2 separate regions of the Homo sapiens genome follow, and region 1 is linked to region 2. The links are chromatin loops, found by intact Hi-C in ENCODE. Cell type or tissue: heart right ventricle. All regions are shown on one strand. Each heading gives the region's core, and the rest is flanking DNA. Links, peaks and the distances in the headings are about the cores only.

Region 1 (6,775 bases), core at 1,922-4,421, 69 kb after region 2:
AAGGTCAGGTCATTCCTCCTTTATGCTCTAAACTGCACCGTAACTGCTATAAAGTAAGACTGTGACATTTTTGGGTTTGAGGTCTCCCAGTCCATGAACTCTCCTCTTGTATGTATGAGAAACACTTAAAATTCTAACTTGATCTAATTTTATGTTTGACAAAACATGGGGGGAAAAATTTACAAAGCTATACCCTTAGGAGTTCATCATAATTAATTATGCCTCAATAAAAATAAAGGAAGAAAGAAAACAGAACAAGTGGAAAATCCCAGTCCATTATCCCAATTAAGCCCCAGGTTTGCATTTTATCTAGCCCTCACGAAGTACTCCACTATCATGAGGTCAGAGCTCATCATCAGAAATCCCCCTCGGAGTGCTGTAGTGTCTGTCCTATTCAAGGCAGCGTTAGGTCTGACCACAGTATTTTCAGAACATACAACTAATCCATCAATTTCTTAAGCCTTTTAAAATTCACTGAACTTGGCCGTGCGCAGTGGCTCACACCTGTCATCCCAGCACTTTGGGCAGGCAGATCGCCTGAGGTCAGGAGTTCAATTCCAGCCCAGACAACACAGTAAAACCCTGCCTTACTAAAAATACAAAAATTAGCCGTGTGTAATGGCACGCACCTGTAGTCCCAGCTACTTGGGAGGCTGAGGCGGGAGAATGGCTTGAACCCAGGAGGCAGAGGTTGCAATGAGCTGAGATCGTGCCACTGCACTCCAGCCTGGGTGACAGAGCAACACTCTGTCTCAAAAATAAAAAAAAAATAAAATAAAATTCACTGAATTTAAAAGTTCTACATATATTTCATTCCTATTAAGACCCAAGACGAACCATTTCATCTTTCTTTTTAAAAAAGGCTAATAATGCTTCAATAAATGCTAGTTCCCAGTATAGTGACAGATACAATGGAGTGAGGCAGTCTGACTCTGGCCATAGTTAACAGATCAAGGAAAAAAATCCCACACTCCTAAGATTCCAAAGAAATTTTCTGCAAGTTTCCTTAATGTACTTTAAAATCCTTCAGAAGACCATGGGGAAAATAAATCATCCTCTCAAATTCATATTCTGAAGTTTGAAAATAAAAGCAGTTCCTTTTCATGTTTGGATATAGTCACTCTGAACAGTAAATCAGCTAACAGACATCAACCTGGCATAAGACTCTTCATAACCTGTAATTATCTTCTTTATTTCCCTGTTGCTCATCTGTCTCCCCTGCTAGAACATACACTCCATAAAGTCAGGGATCTTGCTGTCTGTTTTGCTAGCAGCCATATCCCCAGCACATAAAACAGTTCCTGGCACATAATGGGTATTAAATATTTTCCCATCAGTGATCAGTTCGTTTAGCAGACTGTCCAAAGTCAAGTAACTAGAAAGCAAGACGAACAAGGGCAGCTATCTGTAATCAAGCAGCCAACTTCAAATGTTTTCCTACAGAAGCTAAGTCCTAAAGAGTTTTTCTTCTCTCTCTTCCCCTCTTATTAATATTCCTCCTTTTCCCAGCTATCTTTCCTGCCTCTAAGAACAGTATTCTAAGAATTAAGAAACTCACTTGTATCACCAACTCGCTGAGTATCCTTGGGCTAGTCAGGCAATTTCAATGCTTATCTTTAGTCAAAAGACACTGGAGTCATTCATAAGGAGACAACACTTGCCTGGTGTGAAGAACGAGTAGCTGCAAGACAAAATCCTAGCCCTCCCAGAAATTAGAGTAAGCCAGACAGAGGAGGGAGGTAACACAGCGAGATAAATTCCATGGCAGAAGTATGCACAGCATGCCATGAAAATACAAACACCTAATCCCTCCAAGAAGGCAGAGGAGGGCCAGGAGCGGTGGCTCACACCTGTAATCCCAGCACTTTGGGAGGCCAAGGCGGGCAAGATCACGAGGTCAAGAGATCAAGACCATCCTGGCCAACACTGTGAAACCCCGTCTCTACTAAAAATACAAAAAAATTAGCTGGGTGTGGTGGCACGCACCTGTAGTCCCAGCTACTCAGGAGGCTGAGGCAGAAGAATCGCTTGAACCTGGAAGGCGGAGGTTGCAGTGAGCCGAGATCGCACCACTGCACTCCAGCCTGGCGACAGAGCAAGACACCGTCTCAAAAAAACAAAAAAAAGATGAAGAAAAGAAGGCAGAGGAGAGGAGGGTCACTTTCCAGAAGAAGCCCTTGCCCTTGAGGGACTAATAGGAGCCACGAGAAAGGAACAGGGAGATTTCAGATAGAGGCAAAAGGGCTTACTCACAGGAAGCAGTTTCACGTTATGTGGACTGCAGGGTGTGAGCGAACATGGAAAGTAAGGCTGAAGAGGTAAGCCGGAATGATATTCTGGTAATATTACAGATGTAAACCTAGAAGAAGATGAGATTAGAGGCAGGGAGCAGTTTAGAGATTATTTTAGCAATTAACAGGAAAATTAATGGAGACCTCGTAAGAGAGGAGTTCCCAGGACCTCTTCAACCTATTCCACCCTTTGCCCCAGGTGACCACGCTCACTCAAAGCTTCAAGTATTCTCTATCCAAGTATCTCCAGCAGCAGCCTCTCCTGAGCTCTAGAACCATATACCCAACTTTCTATTATTTATCTCTTCTTCGAAATCTCAGAGCCTTTAAACTCAACGCAGCCGAAGCTAAGCCTATGAGCTCACCCCAGAACCTAGTCCTCTTCCTGTGTTTCCTGTCTCTGCAGATGGCAGCACCACCCATCCGCTTGTAGGAGCTGGAAACCTGGGAGGCACCCTTAGTGTCTCCTACGTCCTCTCCCTCATCCGCTGTTCAATCCATCACCAATCCCTGCCAGGCTCCTCCCCTAAGGATCTCATACGTCTATCCACTGCTTTCCTCTGTGGCCACCGTCAGAATTTGCCTTACCCCTATCTCTTGCCTAAGCCAGTGCACCAGGTTCACATCCTCTCCTATTACTATTTCATCTCTTATTCCCTTCCAGTCCATTCTCAAACTGTGACAAAAGTTTGTTTTTAGTGCTCATCAGCCTGCGTCACCCTTTTATGCCCGCCTACTCACCCCGAGGAGCTCCATCAAGCCCCTCTTCACTGGTGTTGCTCACCATATGTGCACCAGCACCTTATTTCTGAAGGAATGAGGACTCAGGTTTTTTTTTTTTCTTTTGAGACCGAGTCTCACTCTGTTGCCCAGGCCAGAGTGCGGTGGGATGATATTGGCTCACTGCAACCGCCGCCTCCCAGGTTCAAGTGATTCTCCTGCCTCACCCTCCCGAGTATCTGGGATCGCGCACCAGCATGCCTGGCTAATTTTTATATTTTTAGTAGAGGCGGCGTTTCACCACATTGGCCAGGCAGGTCTCAAACTCCTGAGCTCAAGCAATCTGCCTGCCTCAGTCTCCCAAAGTGCTGGGATTACAGGCGTGAGCAACCGCCCCTGGCCAGGACTCAGTATTTGAGCAAAGGGAGGCAAGAATTTTAAGAATTTGTAAAAAGTCAGTATTGCATGGCATAAAGAGACTAAGGTAAAGACTAAAAAAGACTGAACTTGCCACTAGGATATCATTTAGTGACCGTGTCTGGAACAAATTCAACAGAGTTGTGGGAGCAGAAATCAGAGGACAGCAGATTAAGAGGGAAAGGGCAGAAAGGGAGTAGAGGTGAGCTGGCCTTCTTCCAATAACGTGGATGGCAAGGACGATACAGTCTAATGGCTGGAACAAACACAAGATTTAGGGAAGGGTTTGTTTTTGTTTTAAAGTTGGGAGAGACTTGTATAGGAGCACATGATGAAGGGAAAGAAGCAGGAGAGGAAGAGGAGGGTATCAGAACAGAAAGAGATCTGTGAGCACCAACAGAACAATCTGCCTTCATTTCCCCTGAAGGAAGGAACATGAATGGTGATGAATTCAGAAGAGCTTGCAGGCAGGGAAGCAACATGTGGTTCTTTTATTTTCTCTAAGATATAGAGCAGATTCTTCCAGCTCCACAAGAAGGTCCTCTCCCACTCACTCTCTCTTTATTGGACAAAATATAGAACCAAATACTGTATGCACTGTATCAAACACCAAGAGCGCAATGCTTGATGTCCACTGTGAGTTCTGGAACTTTACCTTGTTCCCTACCAGTATCAGCCCTCTTTTATTGGTATGAAGCCTCTAATAGAAAAAAGCCTCCCAGCCTGGTCTCCAGAAACTGGTGTTAACTGCTCCGAATTTTGAATTCAGCAGAGCTGTGCTAGAAAACTGCACATAAGGTTTATACTGAGAATGACAGCTATTTTCCATTCCCTTTACTTTCTAGTCGGTAGAACTTAAAGCCTGGCACAGCTGCTATTACATATTCCTTAAACAGCGAACCAGATCATTCTCGTGGGTGATTTTAAGCATTAGAGAAGAGGTCATAACTTTTCAGCAGGAAAATAAAACAAAGGTTCTTTCTGGGGTCAGCCAATAGTTTATCAGTGGCTCATCAGAAAAACAATAGTTTAAAAGGACTTGCGTAGTTAAGAATGGAAGAACATGGGTAAAGAAAAAAACTGCTGACATTAAAATAGAATTTTAAATTAATCTCTTGTCGCGTTAATAGTACTGCCATATAATGGAAGATGCATTTATTTTCTAAGGGGAAAATGTCCAGAAACTTGCACTCATCACTCCCTTAACTGTTATCAGGGAAGAAGTGTAGAGTCTCCCAGCTGGATTATGGGTAGTGTAAACATCTTTGCTAAATTGCTTGGCAGAGTACATCTGCATCAAACCATTAGAGTCTGGAATTCACTCTATTAAAATCAAATCATTAGCCAAGAAGAATTAACAGGAAACTATTTTCATGCAAAACAGATATAAAATAAAAATCAAGAGCAATACATGAGTAATTCTTTTTCATTCACAATTTTAGATGGTGCATAATGCAGAGTATTGTTTTAGAAACGTGCTGCTCTCTAACAGCCATCTCTATACAATATAGGGTATTGTTTGGATACTGGAGCAATTTAAGCTTTTTCTATGTATCCAAAAGTCCCTGGATTAAGATCCAAAGAAACCTGGCACAGCAACAAAGTTGACTTGTAACACATCTCAGCCTTTAAGCAAATTGTTTATTAATGCAGCAGGAAAGTCGCTGTTCAGGCCCTAAGTAAGCTATGTATCTCCGGAAGTGTCCCCCATGTTGCATTCTCCAAAACTGTGCAGAATTTTCTCCTAGTTTTCCATTACACCAAGGATGGTGGGAGGGCTTCAACAGGTGATGAAGAATGTGAACAAAATACTAACTGAAAAAAAAGTTCTTCCCAAAGTATCACCAACTCTGTTTAATAAACAGTGGAGCTACAGATGAATGAGAAGGGAAGCTGGGACATATATTATCTGTATATAATGTCTGTATATCCCACAGCCAAGAGTTCTCACACTCAAAGAGACGCTGGCTTCACATGGAGAAAACAACCTCTCAGGATGTGTGCACTACTTTAAAAGATCTCACAAAAAAGATACAAAAGAAGGCATACAGGCATCTCCCTATACAGGGTAAAAAAAAAAAAAAAGCTAGAATTTGTTTAGAATTAGACACATGGTAGTAAAGGTATAAAGAAAAGCAAGTTACAACTGTGGTGAACTCTTGGGGCTGGGAGGGATCTGATCAAAAGATAATACCTGGAAGGGGCGATTTACTATTTCTTGACCTGGCCATAGTCACCGGGTTGTTCATTTCTCTAACCATAAAATACACATTTTTATACACTTTTCTGTATGTATATTTCATTATAAAACATGTTGAGAGATCGATCCCTAATACATTTCTTAGTAGAGTATAGGCATTCCATAAATGTTTAATAACAGAATGGATAACAAAATGGTACTAGTACTAAGTTTTCTCTAATCACTTACTAGATATATTTCAGTTTGTCATGTTTACAGACTTCTTTGCAAACAAAAGAGTGAAATATTAAGAGTTTGGAACGATCCTATGCATAGCAACACATTAAAGAGGACTTTTAAGAATAGATTCTCTATTTCATTTAGAGTAAATAAACATTCTTTCAACTAGTCATGATTCACATTGATAGGATTAAAACATTCTATACATAATACCTTGAAATTAAAACAATCAACAGAATTAAACAACAATGCAGAAAAGGCAAGACAGCAAAGCAAAGTGACAAAAATAATTCCTTCGAACTTACAGAACATGTAACATTCAGAAAGGAAAGGAGAGCAAATGAAGAAAGCAAAATCATTTTCAGGTCCTGCTTTTAAAAATAAGCAACCACGGTTAGGATTTTGTTGTGGAGTTGGGGGGTGGGAAATGACACATGAGTTCATTAAAAAATAAAAGACGGAGAGAAAACTGTTTTGGAATACAATGCAGAGCAAGTCTTAAAAAACAGTTGCCATGAGCTTCAATGTGCAATAATAAATACCACTAAATAGAAACCGCCACTGAATAAACGTCAGATACTTTGAGATGACAAAGATCGCCAGAAACATTCCCTGGTCCGACTGTTTTTATATATTTGTGTACATGCGTAAGTGCTAAATCTGGATCTAATTTCTTCCTGAAAAAATCCAGTTTTCTGCAACATCCTCACAGTCAGGGAGAACTAAGCTATATTGAGAAGTTTGGAATCTCCTCACGTGCCAAGGAGGATTGCTTTCTATCTTTACCGCATGTTTTAAAAAATCTTCACAGCAACACATCCAGGCACCCTAGGAATACAAGGCCACGCAGACAATAGGGAACGGAGGAAGGAGGGAGGAAGACAAACCTGGCCTCCAGAAGGAGCCAAGTGTAGGCTCCAAGAGATAA
Region 2 (6,775 bases), core at 4,275-6,774:
AAATCGGGACAGAGAGGAAATGGAGGAAATATGCCTAAGTGTGGAACGGCACACATCCCACCCCAGCCCGATCTGCCCTGTGCACAGCCTCACTCTCTCCTTCACCCCCACCCCCACGCTGTCTGCCTGGCAAACTCCCCTTGTTCCTTCAAGCCCTGTTCAGATCTCTCTCTGAAGCCTTTCACTGGCCACCGCCCCACCACCACCGCTTTTCACTCCTGCTCCCCTAACCCACCAAGATTCAGCAAGTGCATCGGTCTGTCCAGGTGCTCCCGTAAGACCATGCACACCAGGCAGTATGTCTGGCCCCCCAGCTTTGGTGTGGAACCTGGGACAGAAAATATTTGTGAACTAAACAGAACTTCCTCAGGTTCCCCCAGGAAAAGTATCTTCCAATACCCCCGAGGACAAGGTGGTGGAGTATGTGGGCTAAGTTCCAGGACAGCCAGCAAGGAGCTGGTTGAAATCACCCCACAGGGACCAATGGTGACAGCAGTGTCAGCCAGAGGGACGCTGGGCCTTATCCTCCCCAGCCAGCCCTTTCCATTAAAGTTAGAGCAGTAGCTGGTATAAAGACACAAAAGGCTTGCATGCCAGACCTTCTCATGATAGACGACAGTGATTGGGAATGGTGAAAGTGGATTCTAGGATGAAAATGTGGATCCACAAGGATGAACTGGGATTGAACACAAGGACCTGTGCTTGGGTCTAACAAGAAGCGACACATGCCAGGGTAGGGGGGGATGTGGCTTAGCAACAGCAGACCAACCAAGAATTCAGGGTTTCTTAGTGGCCCGACACTTAGCAGCGGGACAGAGCTGCCCAGGGTTCGTACGGCCTCCATGGTGTGCACAGGTGGCAGCGCAGAGAGAACCCGGGCAGGTGGAGCTGGGCTGAATGTCCACGTTCTGCCTGTGGACAGGGCCTCGGGTGAGAGACTTCACAATGCTGAGCAGACAGGCTCGGAAAGGGGGTTGGGGACCGACAGATGAGGCCTGGAGCAGATCTCACACTGGCTGACCACAGGGGTCAAGCAGCAGCAAGAGAGCAGAATACCGAGACCTGGACACGCACAGAGCCAGGAGGAAGGAGGGCCCTGCCCCTGTCCAGCTCTCAGAGATGGCCAGGCCCTTCCTGAGCCTGGCTGCACCCATGACCTTGGGCTCTAGGAGACCCCCCCCCAGGGTCCTCCCAATAAAACTCCCTTTTGTGCTCAGCCGGCTTGTTCTTTGCAGCGAGCGTGTCCTGACCCACGCAAATGTGGGGAACTGGGGAGACATTTCGAGCACAGGGAGGGGGAATCAAGGAAGATGAAGAAATGAGCTCACTGTCCAGCCTTTATGTCAGTCTATCCAAGGCAGGAAAGGCCACTTCAGAAGAGACTCTCTAACAAGGGACCAGCAGGGCAGGCTGGCTGACTGGTATCAGACCACCTTCAGGGCATCTCCTGACCTGAGCTGGGGCGAATTGCCTTAACCGGTCACCTGCAGATGTGAAGATGTTCAGTGTCTGGGCATCCTCTCCTCCTCCCCACAACCCAGGCTGCAGGGTGGCCCGTGAGCCCTCGTGGGACTGGCTCCACCACCCCTCCTCCCCAGCTGGAGTCAGGCATCTTGCCCCTGCCTCTGTGGTTGAGTGCAGGCTGGGACTCGTCCACCTAGAACGGGCCCCAGGCCTCCAGATGGTGAGCGTTTATGGGATCCCGAGGCTCCCCTCCCCCACACCCTTATTTTCCAGATGGGGAAAATGAAGGCCAGAAACACCCTGTTGGAAGTTACGCTGCGGATTTGTGGCAGGGCCAGTATGAGCCCTGTCACTAACCCCTTCACCCGCTGTCCCACCCACCTGTGACTGTCCTCAGACAGAGGCTGCCCCGGGGGAGAGGGCTCCCACCACCTCTCCTATCTGAAAGCAACCCCCAAGGCTGGCTGCGCCAAACTTTTTTTTTTTTTTTTTTTTTTTTTAAAGACAAAGTCTCACTCTGTCGTCCAGGCTGGAGTGCAGTGACGCGATCTTGGCTCATTGCAAGCTCCGCCTTCCGGGTTCAAGCGATTCTCCTGTCAGCCTCCCGAGTAGCTGGGATTACAGGCACCCACCACCACGCCTGGCTAATTTTTGTACTTTTAGTAAAAACAGGGTTTCACCATGTTGGCCAGGCTGGTCTCGAAATCCTGGCCTCAAGTGATCCGCCGCCTCAACCCCCCAAAGGGCTGGGATTACAGGTGTGAGCCACTGTGCCCAGCCCTCAATGTGCGAAGCTTAACCCCATCTTGCCTCTCCTCACTGGCTGCTGCCCAAGGCCACCCTCTTGGTGTTTGTCTGTCCTGAGCTGCTATCACAAACATGAAATGGGGGGACACTTTCTGTAGCCTCCCCATACATGCCCCTCTGGGAACTTTCCTGTCCCAGTTCCCAGAGATCTGAGACACATTTTCTGCCACACAGAGGAAGGCTTCCACCGTGCCCACCCCACAGGGCTGCAGCATGCGTCCTGCCTGCCTGTGGACACAGAGCTTTGCTGTCACCCCAGGAAGCCCCCTCCCCACTGCCATTTCCCTGGCTCTGAGCTGCAGGATGACACCCAACAGACTTCCAGGAAGAGACCTCGGAGCTGCTGGAGCACAGGCAACGTGGCTGCTTGGTGTCCTCAGCAGGGCGCCCGAGCCCAGCTCGGATTGGTGTGCATGGCCTCAGCCCCGCCACGCTGCCGCAGGAAGGAGCCCCACGAATGGTTACGACATGAATGACATGTGCTGACAGCAGCCACGGCAAGGAGGGCAGGACTGACCAACCCCAGCCGAAAATGACAGCTCCGGTCAGGGCCACTGTGCCCTTCCCAGGAAAATGGGCAGCTTGGGGTACCCCGTGGCCCCTGGCTTTGTCCTCAGTCCAGGCCAGGATCCCATAAAGATATAGCTGGGGGGTCGAGGTTCTTCCTCCTAGGAAAGCTGCTCAGGAGCCCCAAGGCACAAGGAGGGGCCCTTGCCACGTGTGCCGTGGGCAGCCAGGCCCATTCCAGGCTGGGGAGAGGGAGACAGGGTAAAGAGAGTCAGGCCACTCTGTTCAGCAGTTCAGTTTTTGCAAAGCAACTGTGACCGAAAACCAACTGCAAGATTCTCAAGAGCCCTGAAGAGTCAAGGAAATAAATCATCCAAGAACACACTAAGCCCGCCAAGGGCCCACCCTGACCATGTGGGCAGAGATAGCTTGTAAGGCTCACAGTTATGTCCCCCAGGTCATCAAGGGCCAGAGGCTGGATGTGGGTGCTCCGAGATTACAGCTGAATCCTCCCCTCCATACCCGTGTCCTTCAGGGACTCCCCAACAGCAGTGGCAATGGCCAGAGAGCCAGGTTCTGCCTGCACGGTTCAGGCCATGGCTCATGGCAGCATTACAATGCCTGTTGAGCTTCCCAAAGCAGAAAGGTCCACTGCCCACCCCGGGGAGCAGTGAGCGGGTCCCTGTGGGTCGCACTGCGCACACGCCTCTGTTCCAGCCCCTGCTGCTGCCCAACAGCACAATCCTCTCTTCTCATGTCCATTTCCCCAATTAGACTGGGAGCTCCCTGTGGCCGTGACAGTGTCCACACACACGTCTCTGGCTGCCCACAGCTCTGCTCTGCAGAGGGCTGGGTAAATGGTGAGCGCTCGTAAAACGTTGAAATGAACAGCAGTGATAACTTGGCCTCGGGTTCCATCAGACACATCAGCGATCTCTCCTCCAGACTAAAACTGAGCGTGCTGAGAACAAAAACTGCATCTTGCTTGACTGGCTTCTGGTACCCCCTGGCACACAGCAGGGGTCTGTGCCATTTTGTTAAATGGATGAATCAAACAAACAGGATTACCATGTCAGGCTCTGAGGCAAGATGGGCAACTGTTCTCAGCTTCACCAGGATTCCCAAGCACCAGAACCACCTCTCCCAACTCCCAGGGCCTACCCCACCCACAGTTTCAACAGACCCCATCAGACACGGACACCAGGCAGTGCCACTTGGAGGGAAGCCCCGGTGAGGCCACAGGGACACAGAGGCTCTTGCAGCTGAATGCACAGAGCCCGGAGGCACCCCCTCGGGGCACGGCACCATCCTCTCTGTCAGTCTTAGCAAATGCTGACTACTGACTAAGGACCTATTAGGTCGCAGTCCCTGGAGATTCGGAGAGCTCAAGCAGTAATTTTGAGCCTCCTCAATGCTGCTGCCTTCTCCCATATATTTCCCCAGGAACCCCATTTTTAAAAAGATTTGTTTCTACCAAGCAAGCTGTGTTTATTAAGCAATCATTTAATTTCCTATTTTCCTTTCATAGAAAAAAATCCCTATGTACCAATCATAGGCTTCTGACCAGCATGGGCTCACAACCCTGTGACCATCAACTGTGCAGGACCCCAGCCCAAGGCAAAGCAACCTGACATTTCCCTTCATCCGCGTGACCGTCTAAAGGAGAAACGTAGGACCCCCCCACCCGAGGATGACTACATTCATCCTAAGAGAATCAGGCCTGCCACAGAAGACTGCTGGAGGAAACACCTCAGTACACCACCCCTGTACTGGGAGAGGAAAGAGATGAAGCCCCAGTGACATTCACCTTGCCCAAGGCCGTGAGTGCTAAGAGGCAAGGCCCGGGCAGGTCTGGGCAGGAAGTAAAAGCAGAAGAGGACTCCTGTTCTGCTGTCCCTTGTCCCAAGTGCACAACAGAGGCGAAGGGTGGCATCCCTCACCACCTCCCTCCCTCACCACCTCCCTCCCTCACCACCGCCCTCGGAGTCCTCTGCTCGGGGCTCTCCATCCAGCCCAGTCCCCCAGCCCCTGGACTCCCCACGCCACCCTCCCAGACAGAGGCCCACCTGCTGCCGCTCCCCCGGGGTCAGTGTGGGCGAGAGGCCGGCTGGCCTGCTGGCGTCCAGGCTGTTCTTGGTCAGTGCGAGGGGCTGCTCCAGGCCAAGGCTGGGGAGGGAGGTGTACAGGTGGCTGCCGTGCAGGCTCATGGTGGGGGCCACAGCGCGCTCGATGGGGCTGCGGCTCCGCTCCCGGGGGTCTCTGCGGCAGTCTCCATTGGCAGTCTTGTTCCTGAAAAAGAGGAATGGGCATTCAGGGGGCGTTTTCTCAAAGGCAAAGGGGACAGTGACTGTGCGCCAGGCACTCCGTGTTGCTTATTTAATTTTTTACCCTGAAGCTCAGGTCGTGTGGCTGGGCAGCACGATGAGGAGCCGGTTGCCAGCCCGGGTCAGCCGGACACCAAAGCCTCTGGGTGCCGGAGAAGCTGCTGCCAGCGGAGTCCAAAGTCAGCTCCATAGAAGATGGAGCCCCCGACTCAGTGGCGTCCTCTGCCTGACTCTGTGTTCACTTCTATAATAATCTCCACTCCCTGGGAGCCTGGGGAGCTGGAGGCCAAGCTGGTTCGATAAGGACCTGCCATTTGGACAGGACGGGGACGCTGACAACGATCCAGAGTCACTGGCTGCGTCCTACATGCAGGGCCCTATTCAAAGCCTCCACAGCACTGCTCAGCCCATCTTCCTCACAGTACTGCTCAGCCCGTCTTCCTAACAGCACTAAGCAGGCAATGCTGCCACCATCCCCTTTCCAGACCAGAACCCCAAGACTCAAGAGTGGTGGAATAATCAGCTCAGACTCCCAGCTGACATGTGGTGGCACGTGCTCTGGGGTTCCCGGGGTGCTGTAGGGAGCCGGCGCGCAGCTCTCTCGTCCAGGACACACGAGCAGGAGTGACCTGCGTCCAGAAGGTCCATCACTAGCCCTGGCCATGTGCTGAGCACCCAGGCGATGCCACGTGGAATCCAGGTGAGACAGTCAGCACCACCTCCATCTGATGTGTTAGTCTGAAGGCAGCGTTACGTGTTGCATCTATTAGACACCAACCCCACACAGGTAAGCCATGGCCAGCCCTGGTCCACCCTCCCTGCTTTATTCCAGGGGTCCCACAGTTCCATCTGCCTTGGGTCTTGCCCCTTCAATCCACCATATTATCCGCTGACAGAGTAACCTTTTTCCGTAACTCATGAGCTGGTCATTTAAAGAAAAAGGTGGTGAATTATGATTTGAGTGAATTTTAAGAAATACAAATTATTTTCAGAGTCTACAAGTAGTCACCTGTCTTAACTAGCAGAAAAGCCTAGGCCTGCCCTGGTGAAGCAGCAGCCACAGCCCCCGTCCCGGACTGGCTGAATATGTTACACACACAATGAATGTTACACACACAATGTTACGCATGCACACAGAATGTTACACACACACTGAATGTTACACACACGCACACCACACACACACACGCATGTGATAGGCGTACCTTTCTAAAACTGTAGATTAACTTCAGTTGTAAGAAACAACACACGGCCATCCCATGCACCCTTTACCTTGACTCCCGCGATGGTGACATCTTGTAAAACTACAGTACAATATCACAACCAGGATATCGACAATGAGACAACTACCAACCTTATTCAGATTTCGTGTTTTGCTTGTATCCATTCCAGAGCAATCTCTTTATAAGGCAAATCCAACCACATCCAGCCCTTAGTGAATGTTTTTAGCAGCTCAGCACGGGCCTTGGTAGCCTCTGGGCCTGACCACCTTCCCGTCCTCATCTCTGGCTTCACGCCTCCAAATGTTGTGTTCCGTAGTTCCAACCATCTACTTGCCATTCCTCAAATAAGATGCGGCCACTCTCTGCCTCTGTGGCTGTGTACACGCGGTGCCGCTCTAGCCTCCCTCCTCCCCGTCCTGCGCTGCCAACCACAGCTGCAGTGTAGAATCC

Evidence for each region. Hi-C counts contacts between places; a loop is a spot of excess contacts. Peaks named below come from ENCODE experiments on the same cell type or tissue, not always from the same donor. Only the 100,000 strongest peaks of a DNase experiment are listed, where the experiment ranks them.
Region 1: a loop joins it to region 2, with 2.8 times the contacts of the local background. A loop is called at or near these places in 48 of 110 quality-filtered maps.

Annotation. Positions count from the first base shown.
Region 1 is chr3:11,631,559-11,638,333 of GRCh38, forward strand. All of the region lies in intron 1 of VGLL4 (vestigial like family member 4), which reads right to left. Among named protein-coding and RNA genes, the nearest start is that of VGLL4, 9.0 kb to the right of the region's middle. In heart right ventricle, for the core only: no CTCF peak of the experiment used is centred there; no DNase peak of the experiment used is centred there; H3K4me3 peaks cover 571 bases; H3K27ac peaks cover 2,500 bases.
Region 2 is chr3:11,559,953-11,566,727 of GRCh38, forward strand. It overlaps VGLL4 (vestigial like family member 4), which reads right to left. Exons shown (of 5, transcript NM_001128219.3): 3 at 4,845-5,067. It also overlaps a transcript of ATG7 not described here. Among named protein-coding and RNA genes, the nearest start is that of VGLL4, 81 kb to the right of the region's middle. In heart right ventricle, for the core only: a CTCF peak has its summit at 5,334; a DNase peak (open chromatin) is centred at 5,418; H3K27ac peaks cover 2,232 bases.